3 separate regions of the Mus musculus genome follow, and all the other regions are linked to region 3. A link is a contact called in ENCODE Hi-C or POLR2A ChIA-PET data. All regions are on one chromosome and are shown on one strand. The core of a region is the stretch at or near the end of the contact, and the rest is flanking DNA. Distances in the headings are between cores, read along the strand shown. Region 1 holds the start of Ddx11 (DEAD/H box helicase 11). Region 2 holds the start of Ppp4r1 (protein phosphatase 4, regulatory subunit 1). Region 3 holds the start of Twsg1 (twisted gastrulation BMP signaling modulator 1).

Region 1 (2,980 bases), core at 26-2,525, 170 kb after region 3:
AGATCCTGGGTTTTCACCAGACAGTGCAGGCCTTTAATCCCAGCACTCAGGAGGCAGAGGCAGGTGGATCTTTGCATTTGGGGCCAGCCTGGTCTACTGAGGGAGTTCCAGGACAGCCAGGGCTACACAGAGAAACCCTGTCTTGGGAAGAGAGAGAGAGAGAGAGAGAGCGCTGAGATAATCAGACATAGCCCTCCACTCTGAAACTTGATACAATCAAACTTTAGGGAACAGTAACTCAGTCCCAGAGCCCGGAATTGGGGTTAAGGAGCTAGAAGCGAAATCACATATAGCCCTTCTCCCTCTTCTACTGCAAGCTCTGTCTTGAGCCTTTCAAGCATATGTATAGATGACAACAGAACCAACAGAATAATCAAAGGCTCACAGATCCCACTGGGGACTAAATCCCACAACTGCCAGGCTCCCTATAAAATGGACACTAAAGGGCAAAGAACTAATCTTTCTTACATCTCTCTGCAAAAGAGCGAGAAGGGCACCAAGCTTGAGGGTGTGGTTAGGATTTTTAGCCACAGCCTCTGAAAATGGATCATGTTCAGTGTCCCTAGTGCAATAAACAGAGACGTTTATAGTGACCAATTGCTACACCTCCCGTGCTGTGTGTGCTTTTGTAACTAGTGACAGAAAACCAAATCTCAATGGACTTACTGTTCCCCAGAGCCTGTCAATTTTTTTTAATTCTGCGTTACACTACAGGAACAGTTTCTAAAAACAATCACCATAGTAGTACACCTTTGTCATGATTGTGAAACAGATTCAATATCTATAGTAAGGAGGAAACATAAATACATGCATGATGAATGACCTCATCAAAAACCCTCTTAGTACTTAGTGGCTTGTATACATCTGATATTTGATAGTTTCTCTTTTCTACATTTAACATTCTTTGAGAAATCTATTTGAATCTTGGGGGCTGGTGAGATGGCTCATCGGTTAAGAACACTGGCTGCGCTTCCAGAGGTCCTGAGTTCAATTCTCAGCAAGCACATTCTGGCTCACAGCCATCTTTAGGGAGATCTGATGTCCTCTTCGGGCAATTGCGGATGTATATGCAGCAGAGCACTCATACATTAAATAAATACAATTTTTTAAAAAGCGCAATATTTCTGGGGAAACAACAACAACAACCCCCAATAGCCGGTAATACAAAAAAACTAATATGGAAGGTTAGATCAAAGCTCAAACACAGTTCTAATCCAGGCAATATTGAAGCACAAGGCCCGCGGTTGAGCGGCAGCGCGCAGGCGCAGTGGCTCGGGGGCGTGGCCACGTGGAGGGTTTTCTGCGTGCGCGCATGCTCCTTCAGTGAAACTGCAGTTTAAATTCAGCCGCGGCGGCCAGGCTCGCTTGCCGGCCTCAGTGAGGCGGTCCTGCGGTGGCGATCGAGTTCGGTGCTGTGTGGGAGAAGCGCTGCGACCGAAGGCAGAGAGGTGAGAAGGGCACACTCGAGCGGAGGCGGAAGCCGAGGAGGCTGCCAGGGGGCAGGGTTAGCCGAGCGCGCCCTACGGCCGGACGTGGGGGCGGAGGCGGCGTGGGATGGATTGGAGCGAGTGGCAGCCCAAGTATAGTGGCGCCTTCGGTGAGTGTACGTAACAGGTTGGATTCTAAAATGTAGAGAGTCTGTTTTAAACGATTTTCAGGGGTTATTGTATATAGTGAAGTCAGGTGAAGACACAGGTTGACTGATAATGAACTTGAGATCCAATTTGGCAGTGTGCCTCAGGGACCATACTGTTGCATTCTCGGCTGCACTGCCCCCCCCCCCTTTTTTTTAAGGTTGAGGAAGTTCGGGAAGTCGACCACATTTTGATGGAAGTGGCATAAAAGTAGGATTAAATAATAAATACATGGTCCCTGCATGCAGGACCCTGTCCTGAAATCCCGGCTAGCTTGCAGTTCTCATGTACAGGGTTTCCCTGCCTGCCCGCAGCCCGGGTTCCTGGTTTTCCCAGACGGCGACATTCTTCACCTCCGAGTGCATCATTTCAGGAAATCTCCTGTTTAGCCTTGCTAAGTTCTCTGTTGTACTTAGGTGAGCTTGACCATAGCAGAGCGCTTCGCACCTGGGTTAAATGCGTACTTTTTCTTCTTTAATGCTACTTACTCCTTAACACCCAGCCGCTTTCGGTTGTAGATTAAGCTCTGGGCAGCTGCTAGGCGAGGGCTCCACTAGTGAGCAGTGTCTCCAGCCAGCAGTTCTGTCATGATATCCGTGATAGGTTAAGTGAAATTAAGAAGGGGGTGGGGTGGGGGCTCTGAAGAGTGCTTAACACATGTTAGATGCTCAGAATCTGTGGTTACCTTTAAAAACTTACTTTTACTATTTTATGCATAGTTTGTATGTCTGGATCCTCTAGAACTGGAGTTAGAAACAATTGTGAGTTGCTGTGTGGGTGCTAGGAATTGAACCTGGGTCCTCTGGAAGAGCAGCCAGTGTTCTTAACTACTCCGCCATCTCTCCATCTCTTGTTGGCTACATTTCTTTACCCTCTCTTCGTGTTTTAGTGGTTTTCCAGTTGCATAGCTCTTTTTATTACTGCATTTTCTTAAATTTGTTGTGTGGCCTTTAGTTTTTGTTGTTTTGTTTTGCTCGGTGCTTTCTCCACCTGGGTAGTCGTTTTTCTTTCCCTAATACCTGGAGGAACACATTGGCAACTACCATCTCTCATAAATGGATTGACACTATCACTGTCTTTTAGCACAGTGTAGTTAAAAAAAAAAGGTTTCTGTTTATTAATAATAAAGTGGGTCTTAGGGTTCTTACTGTTTGGACTTAGAACAGATAGGCCTGTCCAGTTACATCTCAAGAAAAGAGGCATGGATGAGTATTTCCTCCAGATGGCCAAGAGATGGCAGAGAAAAAGCGTTTCAGAAGAGGAGACAGGAATGAAAACGCATGGAGCTGAGAGCCCTTGGCCTGCCAGGGGAAGGGACTGCTGTGCACAGCATAGACTTAGTATTG
Region 2 (2,975 bases), core at 415-2,914, 170 kb before region 3:
ATATGCAACAGGGAGAGATGTTGGGGAAACGGTGGCTAACTCATTTCCCTGAGCAGATGCGATTACTTGTGCTTAAGAGGATCTGATGACTGAGTGTAGTGAGAATTTGGTTTTGTTGAAAAACACAGAAAATTTTTATGGGAATTTGTTTTTGTTCTAATCCCAGGTGTGAGATATGGGGCTGCTTCATATTGTCCACAGAAGCTGACAGTGAGTTGCCTCATGCTCTAGCAGGGGTGTGAATTTGCCAGCTACAAATAGTTTCTGCCATTTGGGATTCCGGAGACTTTCCAGAGGGTATGTAAATACTAGGGCGGGAGAGATTGGTTGCTGTTTGTTAAGTAGTTGTGAGTAAAGAAACAGGAAGAAGAAATTAGATATACCTGACTACGAAGATCAAGCTTGCTCCAAGAAGCTCATCAACCCTCATCAGCAGGAAGTAGTCCAATATATAATGATGGCCCCTTCCACCCCTACCCTTTTTTAGTATTAGGGAGTTGAAAGGGTGAAAGAAGAGGGGTGGAAGAAAGAACACACAAAGTAGCCAAAGACCACCTACAACTTGTTCTGATTCCCCGTGTTTTAAAATGCCAATATGTTGCCTTGAATTAGGACTATGGTGCAGAAAGGAACAAGCTGAACCTTTAAAATCCTCCTTTTTTCATATCAGACTCAAAAACGGGCATCATGTATGAGACTCATTTTACGGGCGACCATTCTGGAGACCTCACTGATGTTGGATTTAGACCTAAGACTCACAGAAATGGGACGGCGAACTGGAGTCAGAAAAATCTGGATTTTGCCCTACTTTGCCTGGGGAACCTACAAGAACCGTTTAACTCTCTTCAAACAAAGGGACCAGTAAGATGTGTGATAGTTCACTCGAGAAAAGCGCTGCCAATCCCAGGCACCCGGCGACCGGACTCCCGAGGTAGCAAGCACGGTGCTGGATTCCTGACAGTCTGCCATTCCCCGGAGAGGCGGAGGGGGCAGGTATCCTCGGCGATCCTCCCTGCGGTCACAAGGCTAAGAACCGCGGAGTGACTGGACTCGGCCTGGCCCGCGCGCCCGGGCCGCTCAGGGTCAGCTCGGGCGGGCGCCAGGGGAGCGCGCGGGCTCGGAAGCCGGTGCCGGGGCTTTAACGTGCCGCGCCGCACGGGAAGGCAGGCCGGCTGGGCCGGCGGAACTTTTGTCATTCAAACCGTCGTCCGGCCCGGGGCCTGGGCTTTGTTCAGTCACTCGCGAGGCCTGGGCGCGCGGGCGGAGGCGGCGCTTCCTCCACTCGGAGGCGGGAGGCTCGGCCGCGGACCGCCGGCGACGCACGAGCAGGTCTGGGAGGGGCGCGGGCGACGAGCGGCGCGCGGCGGAGCGGGCGGCGGCCAGCGGTGGGCGAGGCCGGTGACCCAACAGAGCTGCGGGCCGCGGGGACCCCGCCCGCCCGGCTCGGGCACACGCCGCAGGTCCCCCGGCGGGCAGCTCGTGCCGCGCTCCGCACGCTCGGCGCCAGGGCGCCTCTAGCCACGGGTGGGAGCGCGCCTCGGGGCCGGGCCGGCCGGGCGCGGGAGGCGGGCGGCGGGCAGCGGGCGGCGGGCGGCGCGCGGGCGGGCGGGCGTACGGGAGCCGCCGCCGCAGGCCCGGGCCTCGGCCCGCCCCGCGCGCGCCCCCGCCGGCCCGCGCGCGCCCACCGGCTCTCTACTTGAGCGGCTCGCGGAGCGGGATCCCGGGAGACGAGGAGGCGGGGGCGAGCACAAGATGGCGGGTACGTGGCCCCAGTTCCCCGGGCGGCGGCGGCGGCGACGGCGGCGGCTCCCCGCGCTCGGCAGTGCCCGGGAGAGGCCGGCGCGGGGAGGCGCCGCCGGGCGGGCGGCGGGCGGCTGGGGCGCGGCGCCGGCCCGGGACGCTGACCCGGCCTTTCTTCTCTCCCCCGGCGCAGACCTCTCCCTGCTCCAGGAGGACCTGCCGGAGGACGCGGACGGACGTGAGTGGCGGGTGGCCTGGCAGCCCCGGAGGGCGGCGGGCGAGCGGGCGGACTCGGGACCCCGCCGCGCTGGGGAGCACCCGCGTGGTCGGACCTCGGCCGCCGCCCGCAGGCTCGGGCCGCGGGGCGGCTGTTGGGGAAGCAGAAGCCCGTGGGGCGGAGGCCGGAGAGGGGACATGGGTGTGTTTTTCCTGAGTGTCTTCCGCACCCTCGCCCCGATGAAGGAGGCGGCGGGTGCCGGGAGGTGTTTCCGCAAGGCTCGGGGGGCTGTGCGGCGTGCGGTGCTCGGCCCGCCCTCGGGGGTTCCCTCGCCCTAGTGTGTGCTGGTTACATACCTGTGTTGTACTTGACCTCTGAGCCGTTTCGGGTCCCCACCACCACCACTCACTCACACATTTGATTTCCGATTTTCGGGGAGGTTAGTAGGTGTGACCTTGGCAGGATGCAGTGACTAGGTTCAGAGAGCAGCTTTTTAAAATTGGGAGTGTTCAAAGCTCATTCTGGTACTTAAATGCTAAAATTGCAGGTTTCCGTTGAGATATTAAAGTTTTTAAAGAGTTGACTCTTTTTGTACATTAAAAAACAAAAAACAAAACCCAGTCAGCTTGTGGACATTGTTTCCATGTGGTGAAGGAAATGAGTTATTTAGAAAGATATCTTTCATTTTGAGTGTGTTTTGTGTTTTTCTAAGCTTCAGAAAATAATGGTGGTTGGAGACAGAAAAGACTATGACTTAGCTAACTTTATATGGGAAGAAGTTGTGAATTACACTTAAGTAGAAATGCTTTCTACTCGTGTTAATGTTTGCAGATAGAGTGACTGGTGGAAAATGCATTTTAGGAATAAAGTGTGCACAAAATGTTATTAAGTGTAGTTCATGGGAGATCTGAAACCAAGAAATATGCAGAGTTGAGCTGGTTGCTGTGATACAAGAGCTGTCTGGTGAGGGGAGAGAGCCTGCCTGGACTGGGGAGTGTGATTTCATACCTGTTCCGGT
Region 3 (3,173 bases), core at 576-3,075:
GCACCTATCTGGGACAGCTCGAAATCACCTGTAACTTTAGCTTCGGGGGGAGGGGCGCTGAACCCTATGACTTCCTGGGGCACCTGAACACGGAACACACGCTCACACACACATAATTAAAAACAATAAAAATACATCTTTAAAGCTATTACTTCTGCGTTACGTTAAAGCACCCTGTAGGTGCTCACACGTGCAGCTGGAGATGAAATCCAGGGCCTCGCGTGTGTGAGGCAAGGTTTCTACCATGAACTACACCTTCAGCTCCAATGTTCAAAATCTGAGCATCAAAGCAAAACTGTGAAGGAAAATTATTCTGGTGATTATCTCACTTTGTTGGTAAAGGACTTGGGGGAGAGGCGCAGGAACCACAACCATTCTTAACTGCATTAAGAATTGTAGGTAAATGGGAAGATATTCTGTTAGTACGGTAGATTCTTCTGTTCTTAAGAAGTATCACAGTACAGAAAGAAAACAGAGGGGCACCAGCACAAATTCTCACAGGGGTTATAAGTGGGGGCTGGCAAGATAGCTAGGTGGCTAACAACACTTGCCTGACATGCCTGAAAGCCTAAGTTCTACTTGGGAGGCAGAGGTTGGCGGATTTCTGAGTTCGAGGCCAGCCTGGTCTACAGAGTGAGTTCCAGGACATCCAGGGCTACACAGAGAAACCCTGCCTCGAAAAACCAGGAAAAAAAAAAAAAAAAAAAAGGAAGAGAATTGCCTCCCTCCAAAGTTGTCCTTTGGCATACACACCATGGCGCAGGTGCACAGGTATGCTTGTGTGCGCATAAACACGCTCGCGCACCCACTAAAATTTTAAAGATATAATTTCTTAAGGCTAAAACACAAATTCCCAACAAAATCAATTAAATAATAGCTGGGCCTGATGAGACACGCCTGTGATCCCAGCATTTGGCAAGCAAGGCAGGAGGATAATGAACTGCAGGCCAGCTTTACTTCCAAGTTAGATAAATTAACGATAAAAATAAGGGGCTAGAGAGATGGCTCAATGTCTTAAGAGCACTTGCTACTCTTGTAGAGGACCCGAGTTCGGTTCCCAGCACCCACACTGGCAGGGCACAAGGGTCAGCAAGCCCAGCTCTGGGGCATCCAATGCCCTCTTCTGGCCCCTATAGCAGTGCCAAGACGAAAAGTGTGCATACGCATACAGACGCATGCATTTTATTTTAAAGGAGTCAAAATAAATCCCCTCAAAACAATAAAATACAATTTTGATGTAGGGCCGGTTAGAAAGTGGACCCTGCTGGTTACAAAACTAGGAGATGGCGCTACACCACAGGCTCTGCATGGGGTATGACTCCGTTCTGAAACAGAAAGTCCAGAGCTCCTGCCCGCCGGCGGGGAACCGTTAGTAATCCCATTTTCTCGCCCGCTCCCTGCGGACCCAGCCGGCTCCCTGGGCATCCTGCCCACAGCCGGTGCGGCCCCGTCGCCGCTGCCGGCCGCGGGGACCCACAGACACCCCCGGCTGCCCCGAGCGTCTTCCCGCCGTCCTCCGGGAATCCAGGTGACCGCGGGGGAGGAGCGCGACACCCCACACCAGCGCCCGGACCCGAGGTTCCGAAGGCGGTGGCACCGCGGCCCTTTGTCCCCGCCGTTCGGGCCTCTCGGCGCCCGCATCCCCGCCGAGCGCCGCGGCCTGGCTTCCTAGATGCCGCCCGCCCGCGCGCCCGAGCTCGCTCACCGTGGCCCCGGCCTCCTCCCGGCCGCCGAGCCTCCAAGCAGCTCCCGCGAACCCCGGCGCCGCGGACACACAGGCCCGCGCTGTCCCCGGCCGCTCCCAGGCCCGCGCCGGGCTGCAGGCCACGCCCCCTGGAGCCCGGGCTGGGCACGCCCTCGGCCACGCCCCCAGGTGTGTGCGCTCCGGCCTCTCGCGGAGCCGGGCCCCGCCCATCAGCCGTCTGGTCTGCTGCCACCTGTTGGGCGGCTTACCTCTGCTGCCAGCCGCTGTGCCCTGCGGTTCGGTTCAGCAGCTCTGCCACAAAGCTGATTTGTCCTCCTTACTGGATATAAGAATGAGGCACAGGGCAGATGAATAGAACAGGACTGATACTTGACGTGCGAGGCAAGGTTCATTTTAAATACGTGTTTAAGCACCTAGGGATCACTGGATACGGATCTGTCCCACACTTCAGTCACTAATTCATAAAAATGTTAAGCCTGGCACTGCCAAAAAGGAGAGAAGGCAGCAGTGAATCCTGCTCAGGAATGTCACTAGGTATGGGAGGGAGACCAACTGGAAGAAGCCTCAGTTGGAACGGAGGTCAGGTCAGTATTGGCTTGACCAGTCATTGAGTCTTGAACTTTAGGAAGATGGGGCTTATCCCACCAGTAGCCCACAAATAAAGTACATTTAGGTCTTTACCATAACCATTGCTTTTCCAGCAATATTCCACAGCCATTGAGTTGGAGCCCACATGGCCAGTTCACTTTGGGAGCAATGGCCTAGTGTCAAACCCTTTCTTAACCTAGGAAGTGTCTTAAACTCTCCTTGGTTTACTGGGAGGCAGCAGCCTAGAAAAAATTGGCTGAGATGGATAGTAATAAATTACTAGCTAATGTGGGTCATAGTGCTGGTATTAATACATTTTGTAAAGTAAGCATAGGTTTTCTTTAAAAATCGGGGGCTGAGTAGATGGATCAGTTAGTAAAAGACCAGGGTTCAGATTCATATGCCCATATGTTCATATGTCAGGCACAGGGGTTGATATATGAAACCCAGCCCTAGAAGGAGGTAGACATAGGAGGATTTCTGGGTTCACTAAAGCTCCAGGTGCCATGAGAAACCCTGTTTAGGAAAATCAAAAGTAAGAAAGCCACCCAAGGTGGTGGTTCAGCTCATAAGGACATCTGTCACCAAACCTGATGACCTTATATTTAGCTGCCACCAAGCCTTATAGTCAAGCCTCAAGATCCACAAGGTGGAAGTAGAGAGCCAATTCTTGCAAGTCATCTTCTGATCTCCACATGTGTGCCACAGAAGGAGTGCAAACACACACACACACACATGCAAGTACACACATACACACACACGCACATATATACACGTGTGTGCACACACATGTGCACAAGTGCACATACACACGCTTGGGTGCGCGTGCATATACATACATACATGTGTACACACTATTTTAAATATAGGATGACATAAG

Evidence for each region. Hi-C counts contacts between places; a loop is a spot of excess contacts on that map. ChIA-PET counts read pairs that join two places held with the same protein, here RNA polymerase II (POLR2A).
Region 1: POLR2A ChIA-PET joins it to region 3 with 10 read pairs in Patski. The contact joins the promoter of Ddx11 here to the promoter of Twsg1 in region 3. A Hi-C loop is called at or near these places in 1 of 37 maps with a recorded cell type or tissue (T-helper 17 cell). POLR2A ChIA-PET finds 5 or more read pairs at or near these places in 1 of 5 experiments (Patski).
Region 2: a map of heart shows a loop between it and region 3 (2.1-fold over the local background). The contact joins the promoter of Ppp4r1 here to the promoter of Twsg1 in region 3. A Hi-C loop is called at or near these places in 1 of 37 maps with a recorded cell type or tissue (heart). POLR2A ChIA-PET finds 5 or more read pairs at or near these places in 1 of 5 experiments (Patski).

What each region holds. Positions count from the first base shown.
Region 1 is chr17:66,122,245-66,125,224 of GRCm38, forward strand. It overlaps Ddx11 (DEAD/H box helicase 11), which reads left to right and starts at 1,276. Exons shown (of 27, transcript NM_001348292.1): 1 at 1,276-1,448.
Region 2 is chr17:65,781,691-65,784,665 of GRCm38, forward strand. Ppp4r1 (protein phosphatase 4, regulatory subunit 1) reads left to right here and starts at 1,665. Exons shown (of 20, transcript NM_001114131.1): 1 at 1,665-1,759; 2 at 1,934-1,978. The coding sequence starts at 1,753.
Region 3 is chr17:65,949,362-65,952,534 of GRCm38, forward strand. It overlaps Twsg1 (twisted gastrulation BMP signaling modulator 1), which reads right to left and starts at 1,826. Exons shown (of 5, transcript NM_023053.3): 1 at 1,706-1,826.